2 separate regions of the Mus musculus genome follow, and region 2 is linked to region 1. Evidence: chromatin contacts called from ENCODE Hi-C or POLR2A ChIA-PET data. All regions are on one chromosome and are shown on one strand. Each heading gives the region's core, a stretch centred on a gene start or an enhancer-like site at or near the end of the contact. The rest is flanking DNA. Distances are from core to core; before and after follow the strand shown. Region 1 holds the start of Arid2 (AT rich interactive domain 2 (ARID, RFX-like)). Region 2 overlaps Arid2 (AT rich interactive domain 2 (ARID, RFX-like)).

Region 1 (4,151 bases), core at 487-2,986:
GAGGCACTCACTGGTCCTCGGGTGTCAGGAATTTGCTAGCCACACCTTATCCCGACCCCACTGAAGACATAAACTTTACTTGGGAAATAAACCCGTTTCCTAGAGTGAGTACCGGAAGCACGCTCCGCTCTATTACATAATTCTCTCTTTTTTTAATATACTCCTCCCCGTCACCCGATAGGTGCTCCCATCGGAAAGACTACCTGAAATAAACCCATCCAGACTCTTACCAGCTTGTGACCTTGGGCTAGTGACTTTGCCACTGGTGGCTGTCTCTAAAATGGGAATCCTAGTAGACCAAAGGAGAAGCATGAGGCTCTCCACATTTGCAGACCGGGGAGGGCTCCAACACCCGGGTAAATGCAAATTTAAGTGGTACTAAAAAAAAAAAAAGATACAAATTTTGAATTCCCTATGTACACATTTTCTTTTTTTTTAAACTGAAAGGGAAAAACATTTTGCCCTCTTTTTCAGATACTAGTGCAAAAAAAGACCTAAGCAGTGTTATTCTCAAAGTTGGGAGGTTATTTCCCAACAGGCGCGATTACCGTTTGCGTACCTCCGGGTTCGGTGCACCAAACCGACCAAAAAAGGGAGGACGAGTGAAAAGCCTTACTCTAGCTCCACAAAAGTAGGGCAGGCAGTTTCCAGCCTATTCGATCCTACAGTTTGTCAAAGTGAGTTTACGGCCCCATCATGGACCATGTGCTCGGCGGGCTTCGTGCTAGCACGATGAAGCCCGGAGGCCAACGCCTCCCGCTAGCAACGTCTCCAGAGGGGGCGAGCGGACTCGTCCGCGGCCGCCGGGGCTGCGCCGAGCGAGCCTGCTTCTCAGTGTGGCCGGAGGCCCGGCGGGCGCCGCCGGGGACGCGAACATCGCCTCCACCCCTAAGCCCGGAACAACCGGTAGTGGCCGTTTCCCCGCGCCGCCCCCCTTTCCGCCCGCTTTGTGTGCGTGTGAAATGTGCTGCACATTGCAGATGAACCCTAAGCCGGGCGAGCCGAGTCTATTGTTCCCCGCGAGGAGCCGCCGCGACCGTGTGGAGCCAGGCGCAGTGCCGCGGCCGGCCCTCGGGGGGCGCTGTGCGGCGCTGGCGGCCCGGCCGTGGCGGCGGCAGCAGAGAACGGGAGGCTGGCGGGCAGGCAGGCAGGCCGGCGGGCGGCGCGCAGCGGCTCGGCTGCCGCCGGAGCCTGTGCCCGGGGACGCCCGGGCCGCCGCCGCCGCCGCCGCGCGTGAATGTGTGCGAGGGCCCCGCGGAGCCGCGGCCCGGATCCACGCTGTCACCCCGCTCTCCACAAGCCACCACACAGACCTCCCCCTCCCCACGCGGCCCCGCCTGCCCCGGCCCCGCCGCGCCGCCGCCGCCGCCGCCGCCGCCGCAACTCCCAGGCCTGCGGCCGCCCGGGCCCCTCGCCTCGGCTCGCCCGGCCCCCGGTCGGCTCGTGCGCCCCCCGGCCGCAGCACCATGTTGAATCGCGTCCCCGGGCCGAGCCGCCAGGGCCGGCGGCGCTGAGAGGCGGCCCAGAGCCGGGCCGCGGGAGGCGGCGAGGCAGGGTGGGGGCCGCGCTCGCCCCGCGGCTCCGCGCCCGGCCGCCCGTCGCCTGCCCCTCTAGTTTCGCTCCCGTTTCTTTAAACTTTTTTAGAAATTCCCCTCCCTCCGGCCCTGCGCTCCCCCTGGCCTCCCGCTCCCTCCTTCCCCTCCTCCTCGCCTCCTCCCCCTCCCTCCTCCCTCCCTGCGCCGCCGCCGCCGCCGCCGCCGCCGCCGCCGCCGCCACCGCCGGCCCATGACTGAGCCCCGCCACCGCCGGCCGAGGAATGGGCTCCGGGCGCTGGTAGGGAGCGCGGGGAGCGGGGGCCGCGTTTGAACCGCGATCTGGGTTTTTTCGGGAGACCTCCTTTGGCAAAATAATGGCAAACTCGACGGGGAAGGCGCCTCCGGACGAGCGGAGGAAGGGACTGGCTTTCCTGGACGAGCTGCGGCAGTTCCACCACAGCAGAGGGTGAGAGCAGGACCGGGGGGGCAGCGCCGGGGCGAGCCGGGGCGAACGGGGGCCCGCCGCGGGCGCGGGGTCCCGGTGACAAGTGCGGGGCTTTCTGTCGCCCGCAGGTCGCCGTTTAAGAAGATCCCTGCGGTGGGTGGGAAGGAGCTGGATCTTCACGGGCTCTACACCAGAGTCACTACTTTAGGCGGATTCGCGAAGGTGAGTGGAAGTTTTAATTTGTATTTCCCTCTCGCTGGCCTGCTCGGAAAAGTCTGCTCCGACCCGGGAGCAGGCGCCCGGGGTCGGGGGGGCGATCGGCGGGACACACGGCGTTCTCGGCGCTCGCAGCCGGTGGCCCACGGAGGCGGCCGGCGGCGGGGCTGTTTTCGGCCTGGTGGCTCGCGTGCGCGCGGCGGGCGCGGGGCTTGGGCGGGCGGTGCGGCCCGGCGGCGGGGAGCGCCCTGCCCGGTGTCCGGCCGGCCCCGCGGGGTCTGAGCGGCGCGGCGGGGAGCGCGGGCGAGTGGAGTGCTCGCCCGCCGCCCGCCGAGCCCGCGGCCCGCCCGCCCGCCCGCGAGTCAGCGCTGCCGCCGCCGCCGCTGCCGCTCTAGCACAGGCGGAGACACAGAGACACACAGACTCTGAGCAGTTTTCGTGCAACTCAAAATTAGCGCGGGCAGGTTTAACATCGATAATCGGCTGCGAAATGATCCCGGCGGCCGGGGGCACAGCCTCGGCCCGCTCGCCCTGGCTTTCTACAGCTAACAAAAGAAAGCAGGACCTGTCTGCAAATAGCCATCTTAGGCTTCAAGGCTAGGCAGAAGCTGTAGGCCTCAAAGAAGGGCCTATGGAGATGGATAGATCTGGGAGAGGGATCGGAGTCGGCCCCGGCCCCGGCCCCCCCAGAGCTCGCGGACGTCGCTGTCCGGAGCAGTATTGATCCTTTTGAACTTTTTTTTTTTTTTTTCTTTACTGCAAACGGACCGCGTTGAGATTTAAAAGGGGGCGACAGAGGGACTTGCGATTGGTTATTGTCCGGGCTTCAAAAACAAAACAAACCCACCAACCCCCCCCCAAAACAAAACAAGTGCTGCTAAATACAGGGCTCTCTGATGAAAACATAGTGATTCAAGCAGCCCTGGCTTAGTAACTCTCGTGGGTCGACCCCAGACACCCACTGCTCCTTAGGTGTCTACAGATCTCTGCAGAAGGGGCATTTAGCTTCCAGGTTAGGGTAGGTTTTTCTTGGATTGGGCACTTTGAGACAAGTGTGCCTGTGTTTTTAACAGGTTTCTGAGAAGAATCAGTGGGGAGAAATTGTTGAAGAGTTCAACTTTCCCAGAAGTTGTTCCAACGCTGCCTTTGCTTTAAAACAGTATTACTTGCGGTGAGTAGTGGTGACTTTTCCACAGTATTTGGAAACGAGGGACTTAGGGGCGATTAAACAACAACAAAATCTGCGCTCTAACCAGTTTTCCAATCCCTTGTTAATTGCAGTCTGAGAAGCATTTGCTGTCAATACAGTGAGATGGTAGGAGGCTGACGTTCTCCTCAGGTTAAAATACAATCATTTATATTTTTCATACAAAGTCATTACAGGCGACACCCCACATCCTACCTTGTAAACATTCTTTTGTGACATTGTTATTGACTGCTTGATAGCCACGGGGGGGGGGGTGTGGAGGGGGGACCGGACAGGAAAGAAGGTGCTTAGTAAAAGACTTGGGATACTTAATGAAACTTTGTAACCTGTGGGAGAGAGAGTTCCCCCCACCTTCTTTATTTGGAAACTCCTTAGCCGCCCATAATTCTGGCTTTTGTGGACTTTTTGTTTGTTTGTTTGTTTTTTTAAAAGAAAACTTACTGCCTGGAACTGTTCCTCAGTGGGTTTTCAATGGGATATTTTTACATAAATAATCTAATGAAGATACCTTGGCTGATCAGAATTAACTTTTGAACTCTTTTGTTGTTAATTGAATTTTTGAGAAACTTAAAAATATCCAATATCTTTAGGAATATGGGGATGGTTTGAATCTGGGTATTACGGTTGGATTTTTTTTTTCATTTCCTTAAATTTTGACTGCTTACTCAAGAAAGTAAATTTCTTATTTTGTTTATATGATTCAGTCTAGATAATGTATTTTGTGACTTAGTGGTTTTTTTCTTAGGTT
Region 2 (4,151 bases), core at 448-2,947, 90 kb after region 1:
ATACACACACTGGACAGTCAGTAAAGCTCACAATTTAAATGGCAGTAGTGTCCACATCAGGAAAACTAGGGTGCTTCCTTTAATTAAAATGTTAGTATGATGTAATTTCTCACTCTTGAGATTTATACTTGGCAAGGTTCTCTTCTCAGTTACTGAATTCACAATTTTCTATTCAGAGCTCTTGTTTTAAGGAAGTGATTTGACCATGTGTTGTAACCTGTTGAGAAACACATGTGTAGTAGGTTCATCTTACCTCTGAACTCGAAACCTGTGTTTTTCTTCTGGATTTCTCTATTATAATGGCAATAGTAACATGTATATTGGAATGAGATTCTAGGTGCCTCGTGTATGGTTTCATTTCATCACACTGTATCTCCTATACTCACAAAAGGAAAAAACCAAGGTTCAAGGAAAGTAATGAGGCTGCCCAGGTCACACGGCCTGTTGAAGAAGGGCACACTGACGATTCAGGGCTGGCAAGGTGGCTCAGAACATAAAACCATTTCTGAAACCCATGGTGGTAAAAGAGAGCTGACTCCCCAAAGTTGTCCTCTGCCTTACACGCACACACACGCACGCGCACATTCACGCACGCGCGCGCACATGCACGCACGCGCGCACACACGCACGGACACACCCCCCCACACACACACACACACGCACGCGCACACGCACACACAATTGATGAACTTTTGTTTAAAAAGCAGACTGAAGAGTTGTGTCCTGTCCTGATGTGTTGAGCTGGAAAGTCTCTTTTGGTGACACCTGCGTCACTCTAGCTCTCACTCTCACGTTTCAGAGGTGAGAACTCATCACAGAAGCAACTTCAGCTCCAGAGTAGGCTCCCCGAGCTTAGAACACAACATTCCAGAGTAGGCTCCCCGAGCTTAGAACACAACATTCCAGAGTAGGCTCCCCGAGCTTAGAACACAACATTTCTGCTGGTTTTCTTTCTCTTTCCTGTCTTTAAGGGCAAGTTTTCCCGTATCCCATACTGGCCTCCAGCTCAGCAGAAGATGACTTTGAATTTCTGATCAGCTGCCTCTACTCCCAAGTGCTAGGGTTAAAGGCCTGTAAATCCCAGTGGTACAGTACTTGCTAGCATGGGCAAGAGCCTGGGTTAGAGCCCCAGCCTTCCAGGGTAGCACACTACCACTCCTGGCTTCCTGTGTGAAGTCAGCTCCGGGGCTGTGTATGCCAGCCAGGCACTTTGCCAACTAAGCCTCAGCCTCAGCCACAGGACTCAACTCCAGACTTCTCACTTCTGTTTATGTTTTATCCGTCTGCACCATTATATAGCCCTGTATGGTTTTGGTTTGGCTTAGAAAAAGAGCTGTGGTTTTACTCTTGGGGACCCAGCACTTTCAGTCCTTGCTGCCTGTGCTGACGTCACCAGTGAGTGGACAAACGCAGTCGCTGTCTTACCAACCTGCTAAACAGCTCTTGACTTCCATAAGAAATTTAACTTGTTTTCTTTTCAGGTATCTCAAGAAAATGGCTGACCTAAACATTTTAAAAGATACTCTATTAGTGTTTTTTTTAAGTAAAAGGCATATGATATAGGACATAACAGAGGTTATATTTAAAAGACTGTGTGTCTACTTTGTGCTAGTGTTACCGTCACAGCTGTAACTGCCAGCCAGGCACGGTGGCATGTGCCTGTGATCGCGCATCTGAGAGGTGCTGCCAGGAGGATTGCGTTCCAAGCTGTCCTGGGCTACCTGGCAGTTGAAGGCCAGCTTGAGCAGCACAGCAGGGCCTTGCCTAGCATCGGGAAGGTTCTGGCTCGGATCCTTAAGGCAAACTATAAACTGAATATCCTCCAAGATTAAGTTGGTAGACACTTTACTCTGAATTATTTACTATTTTTGATATTCTCCTTACATGGTTGTGTCATCATTACTAACTCTGACCTGAGGTTTGCTGTGATTCATGTTGTGTCACTGATGAAATCTGAGGGGAAAAGAATTATTCTAAGCAATAATTTGCAGCTGATCTGTTCTCGACAGGGCAAGTAAATCGTAAGGCTTTGTTTTCATTTCAGGCTATAATTGAGTTGCTTCTTACTACAATTCTTAATTTGAATAATACAGTCTGTTGTCCATGTCTACCGCTTCCATGTCCATGAATTTATAACTTGAATCAAAAATAGCAGAAAACAATTCTTTACTGACCATGAATTGGAGAACGCGGTGCAGCAGCTCTTTGTACTTCTGTGCATTTGCGATATTTGAATGGTGGTGTGGAATCGAGAAATGACCTAGTATACAGGGAGACATGCACACTGAGACATAGGGATTTTGCCATCTATATAAATGCAAACAGATCTTGATATCCATGGGAAGTCACAGAAGCCAAGATGTCACAGATGTCAAGAGATAACACAATGAATAATATTGCTTCTGTGGTTACATATTTTAAAAGGAGCATACTTCCTAACCTTTTAATAAAAATCATCTTTTTAAATGTAATCATTAACTTGAAATTACAAACTGTACAAAAGTTTTATGTTAGAATTGTGTACCTGTCACTAATGTCCTTATAGAGTATAGAATGCTGTTTTCTGGTGTCATGTCACAACCTCTATTTGTGCTTTTCCACAGAACACTCCTATGCCACCTTCACCAGCTGTACAAGTGCAGGGCCAGCCTAGCAGTTCTCAGCCTTCTCCAGTCAGTGCGTCCAGTCAGCATGCAGATCCAGTGAGAAAACCTGGGCAGAACTTCATGTGTCTGTGGCAGTCTTGTAAAAAGTAAATGGCGGGGTTTTGTTGTTGTTGTTGTTGTTGTTATACAAAAGCATACTTTGTTTTAGAGTGCTTTGATATTTAAATTTCTGTCGTGTATATAGTTTATAACATTTTGTTTTCTGAAACCAATAACTTCTAATGAAAAGTCTTTTATGTTGAGAGTTACACTTACCTGGAACAAGAGGCATGCTTCAGCTGAAAGGTCTGTATCCGTGTCAGAAGGACTCGATTGCTTCATGCTAGTAAGGAATTTTGATCAATTAAGAACCTGGTTTTAAGCCAGGCATACTGGCACAACTTAATCCCAACACTCAGGAAACAGAAACAGGCAGATCTCTGCATTTGATGCCAGCCTGGTCTACATAGCAAGTTCCAGGCCAACCACAGCTTCATAATGAAACCCTGTTTCTTAAAGGGAGGGGGGTGGGGCCATTATAGAGTGGAGTGTGCAGTCGTTCCTGCCTGTAATCCTAGCACTCAGGGATGAGGCAGTAGAATTGCCAAGGGATCGAGCCCAGCCTGTGCTGGGACATCTGTCTTAAAGAAAAGAAGAACCAAATTTGATTGTGTATTTTCTAAGGTTAATATAGTGAGAGCTGTAAAACTTCTGGAGTTACTTTTTTTTTTAAACTAGTAATTATTTATTAAGTAATCACTAAAACTACTTAGAAGTAATATTTAGAAAATGAATTTTATCTTTAATTTTGAACATTGTTCTTGAAGTCATGCCATTTCATAATTTAGTAAGTAATATAAATAACAAATAGAAATGAACTTACTGTGTATGTGTGTGTGTGCGTGCGCGCGGTGTATGCATGACGTGTGTGTGTGTGTGTGTGTGTGTGTGTGTGTGTGTGTGTGTGAACCAGGAACTTGCCATCTCGGCTAAACTGCCGGAGAGCTCCCCGAGATCCCCCGTCCTGCGAGTGACACCGGCCTGCTCTGCATTTATGTGGGTCAAGTCCATTTCCTTGTGTTGGTGCAGCAAGCACTTAGCACACTGAGCCATCTCCTAGCCCCAGGACTAACTCACTTTACCCCGTTTGTGATGCTGGGTGTGAAGCAGAGGGAGGGCTTTGCATTCACCGAGCAGGTACAGGGACTGCTTCTATAGATGTTGGACAAAATCGAATGTTTCTTTCTTTCCGTCAGCAAGAGCTGAGCCAAAGCCCTTTGCCTTCAGTCACTCAGAACTCGAAGCCTTGGGCACTGATTTTAATAGGAAAGTAGTTTTCATTTCTTAAGAGAACAGAGATTCCATTTTCATAGCTTAATATAATTATGTTAGCTCTTTTTATTTTATTAAAGATAATTGTATTTGTTAATTTCATATACAGGGTTTTGGTATGGCCATGCGTCTTCTTCATAGCCTGGGGGTTGTTCAAGCAAAGCCAGTGCTTAT

What was found. A loop is a pair of places that touch in the nucleus more often than their neighbours do. ChIA-PET counts read pairs that join two places held with the same protein, here RNA polymerase II (POLR2A).
Region 2: a map of heart shows a loop between it and region 1 (2.3-fold over the local background). The contact joins the enhancer-like site here to the promoter of Arid2 in region 1. A Hi-C loop is called at or near these places in 1 of 37 maps with a recorded cell type or tissue (heart). POLR2A ChIA-PET finds 5 or more read pairs at or near these places in 3 of 5 experiments (Patski and embryonic stem cell).

The regions. Positions count from the first base shown.
Region 1 is chr15:96,285,786-96,289,936 of GRCm38, forward strand. Arid2 (AT rich interactive domain 2 (ARID, RFX-like)) reads left to right here and starts at 1,737. Exons shown (of 21, transcript NM_175251.4): 1 at 1,737-2,001; 2 at 2,109-2,202; 3 at 3,270-3,367. The coding sequence starts at 1,910. Gm38469 reads right to left here and starts at 1,613. Exons shown (of 3, transcript XM_011245785.3): 1 at 231-1,613. The coding sequence starts at 1,468. The coding sequence ends at 725.
Region 2 is chr15:96,376,211-96,380,361 of GRCm38, forward strand. It overlaps Arid2 (AT rich interactive domain 2 (ARID, RFX-like)), which reads left to right. Exons shown (of 21, transcript NM_175251.4): 16 at 2,604-2,752. Among named protein-coding and RNA genes, the nearest start is that of Gm41408, 74 kb to the right of the region's middle. Within about 2 kb of position 1,698, at least 1 of the 3 ENCODE cell types and tissues checked has a DNase peak (open chromatin) inside an H3K27ac peak, as active enhancers do.